2 separate regions of the Homo sapiens genome follow, and region 1 is linked to region 2. A link is an interaction called in ENCODE POLR2A ChIA-PET data of the cell type or tissue named here. Cell type or tissue: IMR-90. All regions are shown on one strand. Region 1 overlaps BCL2L13 (BCL2 like 13). Region 2 overlaps ATP6V1E1 (ATPase H+ transporting V1 subunit E1).

Evidence for each region. ChIA-PET counts read pairs that join two places held together with the same protein. Peaks named below come from ENCODE experiments on the same cell type or tissue, not always from the same donor. Only the 100,000 strongest peaks of a DNase experiment are listed, where the experiment ranks them.
Region 1: POLR2A ChIA-PET joins it to region 2 with 6 read pairs; 6 of 35 experiments call an interaction of 5 or more read pairs at or near these places.

The regions. Positions count from the first base shown.
Region 1 is chr22:17,666,983-17,671,982 of GRCh38, reverse strand. All of the region lies in intron 2 of BCL2L13 (BCL2 like 13), which reads right to left. Among named protein-coding and RNA genes, the nearest start is that of BCL2L13, 31 kb to the right of the region's middle. In IMR-90, no CTCF peak of the experiment used is centred here; no DNase peak of the experiment used is centred here.
Region 2 is chr22:17,604,551-17,609,550 of GRCh38, reverse strand. The region is part of intron 4 of ATP6V1E1 (ATPase H+ transporting V1 subunit E1); the gene reads left to right. Among named protein-coding and RNA genes, the nearest start is that of ATP6V1E1, 22 kb to the left of the region's middle. In IMR-90, no CTCF peak of the experiment used is centred here; a DNase peak (open chromatin) is centred at 2,870.

The DNA.
Region 1 (5,000 bases), 62 kb before region 2:
CAGCATTCTGGGAGGCCAAGGCGAGCGGATCACCTGAGGTCAGGAGTTTGACACCAGCCTGGCCAACATGGTGAAATGACATCTCTACTAAAAATACAAAAATTGGCTGGGCGTGATGGCGCGCTCCTTTAATCCCAGCTACTCAGGAGGCTGAGGCATGAGAATTGCTTGAACCCAGAAGGCAGAGGTTGCAGTGAGCAGAGATTGCACCACTGCACTCCACTCCAGCCTGGGAAAGAGTGTGAGACTCTGTCTGAAAAAGAAAACAGATGTTTGGGGCAGAGTGGCACTTTGGGAGGCTAAGGCATAAAGATCGCCTGAGCTCAGAAGTTTGAGACCAGCCTGAGGAACATGGCGAAACAAATGTCTCTACAAAAAAAATAAATAAATAAAGGAGCAAGATTTTTTTTTTTTTTTGAGATGTAGCCTCACTCTGTTGCCCAGAATGGAGTGCATGGCGCGATCTCAACTCACTTCAACCTCTGCTGCCCAGGTTCAAGCGATTCCCCTGCCTCAGCCTCCTGAGTAGCTGGGACTACAGGCGCCCGCCACAACTCCTGGCTAATTTTTTTTTTTTTTTTTTTTTTTTGAGATGGAGTCTCGCTCTGTCACCCAGGCTGGAGTGCAGTGGCGTGATCTTGGCTCACTGCAAGCTCTGTCTCCCGGGTACACGCCATTCTCCTGCCTCGGCCTTCCCAGTAGCTGGGACTACAGGCACCCACCATCACACCCACCTAATTTTTTGTATTTTTAGTAGAGAAGGGGTTTCACCGTCTTAGCCAGGATGGTCTCGATCTCTTGACCTCATGATCTACCCACCTCGGCCTCCCAAAGTGTTGGCATTACAGGTGTGAACCACCGTGCCCGGCCAATTTTTTGTATTTTTAATAGAGACAGGGTTTCACCATGTTAGCCAGGATGGTCTCGATCTCTTGACCTCATGATCTGCCCACCTCGGCCTCCCAAAGTGCTGGCATTACAGGTGTGAGCCACTATGCCCAGTCTTTTGTTTTGTTTTAAACAACCAAATTCCAGACAGCCAATCATGATTGCAGTTTTCAGGTTCTAGCGTTATCATACCCCCTAAGCATCTTGCAGATTGGGAGACAGACTGATGGAGGACAGATCTGAGGGAAAAGAATGCAGAATTCCACCATGCACCACCCAAGGTCTGGCTTCACAGTGGTCGAGATCAACCATCTTCTGTTCCTGATAGAAAAGCTAAGATAAGAATGAAACAGTACACATCTCTGGAAATAATATATTATGGCTCAATTTCAAATTGGGTTATACAAATCTGCCTTGAAAAGCTGATGTAAGCCGGGCGCAGTGGCTCATGCCTGTAATCCCAGCACTTTGGGAGGCCGAAGCAGCCGAGGTCGGGGGCTTGAGACCAGCCTGACCAACATGGAGAAACCCCATCTCTACTAAGAACACAAAATAAGCCAGGCATGATGGCGCATGCCTGTAATCCCAGCTACTTGGGAGGCTGAGGCAGGAGAATCACTTGAACCTGGGAGGCAGAGGTTGCGGTGAGCCAAGATCACGCCATTGCACTCCAACCTGGGCAACAAGAGCGAAACTCTGTCTTAAAAAAAAAAAAAAAAAAGCTGATTTGAGATAGCAGGACTCCCCAAATTGATCTACACATTAATGTAATCCCCATCAAAATTCCAACTCTGTTTTTTCCAGAAATAGACAAGCCAATCCTAAAATTAATATGGAAATGCAAGAGACACAGAATAGTCAAAGCAATCTTGGAAAAGGAAGAACAAAGTTGAAGGGCTCACACTTCATAATTTCAAAATTTACTACAAAGCTACAGCAATAAAAATAGTATGGTATAACAACAGGTATACAGACCAATGGAATTGAATTGAGAAGGGAAAAATAAATCCATACATATATGGTCAATTGATTTTTGAGAAAGGTACCAAGGTCAACCAATGGGAGAAAGAATAACTTTTCAACAAATGGTGCTGAGACAACAACAAGAGATCCCCATGTGTATTAGTCCATTTTCTTTTGTTTATGAAAGAATACCTGAAACTGGATAGTTTATAAAGAAAAGGAATTTATTTCTCACAGTTCTGGAGGCTGAGAAGTCCAAGGTTGAGGGGCTGCCTTTGACCTCAAACAGAGTCCCGAGGCAGCACAGAGTATTACATGGCGAGGGGGCTGAGCATGCTAATGTGTGAGCTCCAGGTCTCTCTTCCTCTTCTAATAAAGCCACTGGTTCCACTCACATAACTCATTAATCCATTAACCCACGAATGGATTAATCCATTTGTAACGGCTACTATATTTTGCTTTGTTTAAACCCTCCAAATCTCATGTTGAGAGTTGATCCCAAATGCTGGAAGTGGGGATTAATGGGAGGTGTTTGGGTCACGGGAGTGCATCCCTCATGGATGACCTGGTACCATCTTCAAGGTTCTCAGTGAGTTCTTGCTCAGTTCCTTTCTGCCAGAACTAGTTGTTAAAAAGAGCATGGCACCTCCCTTCCTATTCTCACTGGCCTCTGTTCTTGTCATGTGATCTCTGCACACATGAGCTTCCCCTTTTCACCATGAGTGGAAGCAGTTTGAGGCCCTCACCAGATGCAGACGCCAGTGCCATGCTTCTTAAACAGCCTGAAGAACCAAGAGCCAGGCCAGGTGCGGTGGCTCACGCCTGTAATCCCAGCACTGTGGGAGGCCGAGGCGGGCAGATCACGAGGTCAGGAGATTGAGACCATCCTGGCTAACATGGTGAAACCCCGTCTCTACTAAAAATACAAAAAACTAGCCGGGTGTGGTGGCAAGCACCTGTAGTCCCAGCTACTCAGGAGGCTGAGGCAGGAGAAAGGCGTGAACCTGGGAGGCGGAGCTTGCAGTGAGCTGAGATCGCACCACTGCACTCCAGCCTGGGCGACAGAGCGAGACTCCGTCTCAAAAAAAAAAAAAAAAAAAAGAAAGAAACAGGAGCCAAATAAACTTCTTTTCTTTATAAATTACCCAGCCTCGGGTGTACCTTTATAGCAATATAAATGAACTAAGACAAGGACAACGTGCTCAAGATGCAATTACCTCTAAAAGCCCTCATCTCCTAATACTGCCACATTGGGAGCTAAGTTACAATATGAATTTGAGGGGACACTGAAACCACAGTACTATGCAGAAGAACTTATCTGAATCCCTACTTCAAACCATATGTAAAAATTAACTCAAAACAGATCAGGCCAAGCGCAGTGGCTCACGTCTGTAATCCCAGCACTTTGGGAGGCCAAGGCAGGTGGATCACGAGGTCAGGAGTTCGAGACCAGCCTGGCCAACATGGTGAAACCCCATCTCTACTAAAAATACAAAAATTAGCCAGGCATCGTGGTGCACGCCTGTGGTGCATGCCTGTAATCCCAGCTACTTGGGAGGCTGAGGCAGGAGAATTGCTTGAACCCAGGAAGGTGGAGGTTGCAGTGAGCTGAGACAGCACCACTGCACTCCAGCCTGGGCGACAGAGCGAGACTCCATCTCAGGAGAAAAAAAAAAAAACACAGATCAAAGACCTAAATTTAAAAGCTAAAACTATAAAATTCTCAGAAGGAAACACAGGTGAAAATGTACATGACCTTGTATTAGCCAATGGTTTCTTAGATAAGACACTCAAAGCATAATAAAAAAACGTTAAGACAGGTAGGGCACGGTGGCTCACGCCTGTAATCCCAGCACTTTGGGAGGCTGAGGTGGGCAAATCATCTGAGGTCAGGAGTTCAAGACCAGTCTGGCCAACATGGTGAGACCCCCATCTCTACTAAAAACACAAAAAATTAGCCTGGCATCGTGGTGTGCGCCTGTAATCCCAGCTACTTGGGAGGGTGAGGTGGAAGAATTGCTTGAAGCTGGGAGACGGAGGTTACAATGAGCCAAGATAGTGCCACTGCACTCCAGCCTGGGCGACAGAGCGAGACTGTCTCAAAAAAAAAAAAGAATAGGCAACTACAAGCCCTTCCTCATGCTCTCAAAAAAAAAAAAAAAAAAAAAGACAAACTGGAATTCACCAAAATTAAAAATGTTTGTATGTCAAAGGATACTGCCAAGAAAGTAAGTAAAAAGACAAACTATAGCATGAATGAAAATATCTAGCAATCATGTATCTGATAAGAATCTGGTGACCAAAACATATAAAGAATTCTTACAACTGCCCGCGGTGGCTCACGCCTGTAATCCCAACACTTTGGGAGGCCAAGGCGGGCAGATCACTAGAGGTCAGGAGTTCCAGACCAGCCTCGCCAACATGGTAAAACTCCGTCTCTACTAAAAATACAAAAATTAGCCAGGTATGGTGGCAGACACCCATAATCCCGGCTACTCAGGAGGTGGGGGCAGGAGAATCGCTTGAACCTGGGAGGCTGAGGTTGCAGTGAGCTGAGACCACACCACTATATTCCAGCCTGGGCAACAGAGATAGACTCTGTCTCAAAAACAACAATAACAACAAAGACTTCTTACAACTCAATTTAAAAAAACTCAAGTAGGCCAAGTGCGGTGGCTCACGCCTGTAATTCCAGCACTTTGGGAGGCCAAGGCGGGCAGATCACATGAGGTCAGGAGTTCGAGACTAGCCTGACCAACATGGCGAAACCCATCTGTACTAAAAATACAAAAATTAGCCAGGCGTAGTGGTGGGCACCTGTAATCCCAACTACTCAGGAGGCTTAGGCAGGAGAATCGCTTGAACCCAGGAGGCGTAGGTTGCAGTGAGCCAAGACTGTGCCATTGCACTCCACCCTGGTGGGGTTGGGGGGGAAACTAACTAAAAATTGAGCTACCATATGATCCAGCAATCCCACTGCTAGGTATATACCCAAAAAAAGGAATCAGTATATCAAAGAGCTATCTGCACTCCTATGTTTGCTGCACACTGTTTACAACAGCCAAGGTTTGGAAGCAACCTAAGTGTCCATGAACAGATGAATGGATAAAGAAAATGTGGTACATATAGACAACGGAGTACTATTCAGG
Region 2 (5,000 bases):
CTTGCAGTGAGCTGAGATCGCACCACTGCACTCCAGCCTGGGTGACAGAGCCAGACTCCGTCTCAAAAAAAAAAAAAAAAAAAAAAGAGCAGGATGGGCATGGTGGCTCACGCCTGTAATCCCAGCACTTTGGGAGGATGAGGCGGATGGATCACTTGAGGTCAGGAGTTTGAGACCAGCCCGGCCAATGTGGTGCCCTGTCTCTACTAAAAATACAAAAAAATTAGCTGGGTGTGGTGGCGGGCGCCTATAGTCCCAGCTACTCGAGAGGCTGAGGCAGGAGAATTGCTTGAACCCGGGAGGCGGAGGTTGCAATGAGCTGAGATCCCGTCATTGCACTCCAGCCTGGGCGACAGAGTGAGACTCCGCTCAAAAAAGGAAAAAAAAGGAAGTGCAGTTGTATGGAATGAATTTTTGTTTGTTTGTTTGTTTGTTTGTTTTGTTTTGTTTTGTTTTTTGAGACGGAGTCTCGCTCTATCGCCCAGGCTGGAGTGCAGTGGCAGTGGCGCGATATCAGCTCACTGCAGACTCTGCCTCCCGGGTTCACGCCAGTCTCCTGCCTCAGCCTCCTTGAGTAGCTGGGACTACAGACGCCCGCCACTGCGCCCGGCTAATTTTTTGTATTTTTAGTACAGACAGGGTTTCACCGTGTTAGCCAGGATGGTCTCGATTTCCTGACCTCGTGATCTGCCCGCCTCGGCCTCCCAAAGTGCTGGGATTACAGGCGTGAGCCACTGCTCCCGGCCAATGAATGTGTTTTAATTTCAACTTAGGATAGTTTTCCAAAATACAGTAATCCATCATATTCTTTCAGAGATGGGCTAGCCAGGTGCCATGGCTCATGCCTGTGGTCACAGCACTTTATGAGGCCAAGGTGGGAGTGTGGCTTGAGGCCAAGAGTTTGAGACCAGTCTGATAAATATAGGGAGACCCTGTCTGTACAAAAAATTTTTAAAAATTAGCAAGGTGTGGTAGCGCATGCCTGTGGTCCCAGCTACTCTGGAGGCTGAGATGGGAGAATCACTTGAGCCCAAGAGTTTGAGGCTCCAGTGAGCTGTGATTATGCCACTGCATTCCAGCATAAATGACACAGGGAGACCCTGTCTCTAAAAATAATAAATAATAGAAACAAAAAGAAATGGGCTAGAGAAAAATAATTCTTTTTATGACCTTGAAAGACAAAGCAGTCATTCAGTTCATACCACATGTCTTTCCCGGATTTAGTCACTCTGAGTTTGTCTGCTGACTTTAAAATTGTTGCAAACAAAATTCTGGTTTTGGTACTCATGTTATCCCTCAGTTGTCACTCTTCTGTTTTCATGTCATAACTCAGTTGGGTTCCCTTGAGGCACTAAGCTGTTTGAATTTAACAGTACATTTATCCCATGTGTCCTGTATCGTGCTGGCCCCTCTAGGAGTCTGCAGTCTAATAGGACCTGGACAAGATAATACATCTCCACTACAGCTGTTTGAGCATGACTTGAAGTATTAGTCATGGGATAGGATACAGAATGGAGAGAGCAGTGTGAGTGAAAAACCGAGACCTGAATTTGACATGTGCGGGAAACAGAGGTAGTCTGGCAGAGTGGGGAGTGGGCAGAGAACAGGCCACATATTAGGGTCTAATTAGAAGGGCCTTGAGTGTCTGCTGAAGAATATGGACTTCATCCTTTTGGCTAATTCTCTAACTTTAATGGGCATAAAAATCACCTGGGGGACCTTGTTAAAATGCAGATGTTCATTCCCATTTCCAGAGACTTTTATATTCTAGTCAGGAGTCAGCATTTAAACCAGCAGCTCAGGGTAATCTTGGTGCAGGTAGTCTGAGAACCACACTTTGAGAAATAGTGTTTAATGGTTACATTTGTGTTAGAGGAACCCCACTGGTGACCATGTGGAGTAGAAACAAGGAGGGTATGGCTTACCTTCCAGGTCGAGAAGTAGAATGGTGGCAGCAGAAAGAGAAGACAGGCCTATTCCAGAGATCCTAAAAAGGTAGGAATCTGTAGGACTTGGTGACTTACAGTTGTGATGAGTGAATGCAAAGGAGTCAAGAATGACATAAGAGTTTGTAGTCTAGGCAACTGGTAGATGGAATGAAGATTAGAAATATGGGAAGATAATCCCAGCACTTTGGGAGGCCGAGGCAGGCAGATCGTGAGGTCAGGAGATCGAGATCATCCTGGCAAACATGGTGAAACCCCATCTCTACTAAAAATACAAAAATTAGCTGGGCCTGGTGGGGGGTGCCTGTAATCCCAGCTACTTGGGAGGCTGAGGCAGGAGAATTGCTTGAACCAGGGAGTCAGATGTTGCAGTGAGCCAGGATCACGCCACTGCACTCCAGCCTGGCGACAGAGTGAGACTTCATGTCAAAAATAAAAAAAAAAAGAAATATAGGAAGAACAGGTAAAGAATGGTGAAAAAAATCATTGTGTTTGAATTGCCTTAGGATTCCAGGTGAAGCTCTATGAGTCTGTTAGGAGAGAAGAGGAGCTTATGTGGAGACAACACAGAAGTCCCTGCTGGAGCTGTGGTTTTGGATGGAGAATTAGAAGAGAAGCGGGCCAAAAAAACTGAGAAGCATCAGATTTAATAGAAAATAAATTGCTAAGGAAATGTGGGGGAAAGCAGTTATGTTGGAGAATACAGAGAAGCCAAGGGAACGGCAAACTCAAAATGGTCTCTAATACAGTGTTCAATGTTTGAGAGAATGACAGTGGGAAGAGCATGGTGGTCTTTGGATTTGGCAGTCAAGATGTCGTTTTTCACATTTGCCAGAGCAGTTTCATTGGACTGATGAAGGCAGAAAGCCAGATTGTTATGGCATGAGAAGGGAGAAGTGCGTGTGAGGTGAGGAGCTGAAGGCAGCGTGCGTGGCCTGTTCACAAGCTGGGCTGTGTGTTTTAATCTCTTTTGGAACAAATCCAAGTATACTGTTGCATGCAACTTGAATTCAGTATATAGCTTGAGCTTTTATATTATTTCTCTGACTTATAATGAGAATTTTGAGAAGATAAACATTTATGTAATTTCAGTTATTCTAAAGATACTTGTTTCTTTTTTAACCGCTTACAGTCTTAACTTCTTGCCGTCATTGAACCCTGTAAATAAGAGATGTGGAGAGTTGAGGAAACAGACTGTGAAATGATACCGATCAAACAGGATTCAATCTGCATAAAAGCACACATACATGCTTTGAGTGGATTTTGCTATTTCTAAACTTTTTACTTCTAGTTTTATCCATAGAATAAGAAGCTGTGAAAGGAAAGGAAGTTGTCATGCAGTTAGAAAAGGATATTGACAAAAGATGGAAGGAAGGGGAAAAATACAGAACTGGGGTAAAAATTAAAAGAAAATAGGCAAGTTGTGTGGTGCTTTGGTCTAAGTTGCATAATCCTTTATAGATATTTGTCTGTGTTGATCCTTTTTCCTTGCCTGCCCAGGTGTTTTCCAGGATTAAGAGTGCAGGCTTTGGAATTCCTTTGAGGTTTAAGTTCCGTTTTTACCATTCCCAGCTGCTCAGTAGGCAGATTTTTAAACCCCACTTTACTCCTTTGAACCCTTCATTTCTTATAAAAAGTAGGAGAAGGCCAGGCACCATCCCCCATGCCTATAATCCCCACACTTTGGGAGGCTGAGGCAGGAGGATAGCTTGAGCCCAGGCATTCAAGACCAGCCCAGGCAACACAGTAAGACCTTGTCTCTACTAAAAATTAAAAAAATGTAGCCAGGCGTGGTGGTGTCCCAGCTACTCTGGAGGCAGAGGCAGGAGGATTGAGCTATGATTGTGCCACTGTACTTCAGCCTGGATGACAGAGCAATGCCCTGTCTCAAAAAAAAAAAAAAAAAAAAAAGAGAAACATCTACCTAAAGCTTATTTAGAAAAAAATTAGATCACCTAGGTAGAGTGACTAGTATAATGCCTAAAACAAAATGAGTGTTGAGTGAATGATAGTTCTTTATTATCATTTCCCCAAACCGCAAAACTTACAAGTTTTCTTTTTTCTTTTTCTTTTTGAGACGGAGTTTCGCTCTTGTTGCCCAGCCTGGAGTGCAATGGTGCAATCTCGGCTCACTGCACCCCCCGCCTCCTGGGTTCAAGTGATTCTCCTGCCTCAGCCTCCCGAGTAGCTGGGATTACAGGCATGTGCCACCATGCCAGGCTAATTTTGTATTTTTAGAAGAGATGGGGTTTTTCCATGTTGGCCAGGCCGGTCTCAAACTCCCGACCTCAGGTGATCTGCCTGCCTCGGCCTGCCAAAGTGCTGGGATTACAGGCGTGAGCCACCATGCCTAGCCATAAGTTTTCTTTTCTTTTCTTTTCTTTTTTTTTTTTTTTTTTGAGATGAAGTCTCACTCTTGTCCCCCAGGCTGGAGTGCAATGGCGTGATCTCAACTCACTGCAGCCTCCGCCACCCGGGTTCAAGCGATTCTCCTGCCTCAGCCTCCCCAGTAGCTGGGATTCACCATGCCCTACTAATTTTTTGTATTTTAGGTAGAGACAGGGTTTCACCATGTTGGCCAAGCCGGTCTCAAACTCCTGACCTCAGGTGATGCACCTGCTTCAGCCTCCCAAAGTGCTGAGATTACAGGCGTGAGCAACCGCACCCAGCCAAGTTTTCTTTTTTAAACGAGAATAAATAAGCATTAACATTTAAATTCTGAGACATTGGTACTGAAGTGGAGATTTCTATTGCTGTGGTTAGAGATGAAATAGAAATAAATGTCTTTGGCCGGGTTTGGTGGCTCATGCTTGTAATCCCAACACTTTGGGAGGCCGAGGAGGGCGGATCATGAGGTCCGGGGTTCGAGACCAGCCTGATCAACATGGTGAAGCCCTGTCTCTACTAAAAATAAAAAAATTAGCAGGCATGGTGGTGTGCACCTGTAATCTCAGCTACTCAGGAGGCTGAGGCAGGAGAATCGCTTGAACCCAGGGGGCGGAGGTTGCAGTGAGCCGAGATCGTACCACTGCACTCCAGCCTGGGCGACAAAGC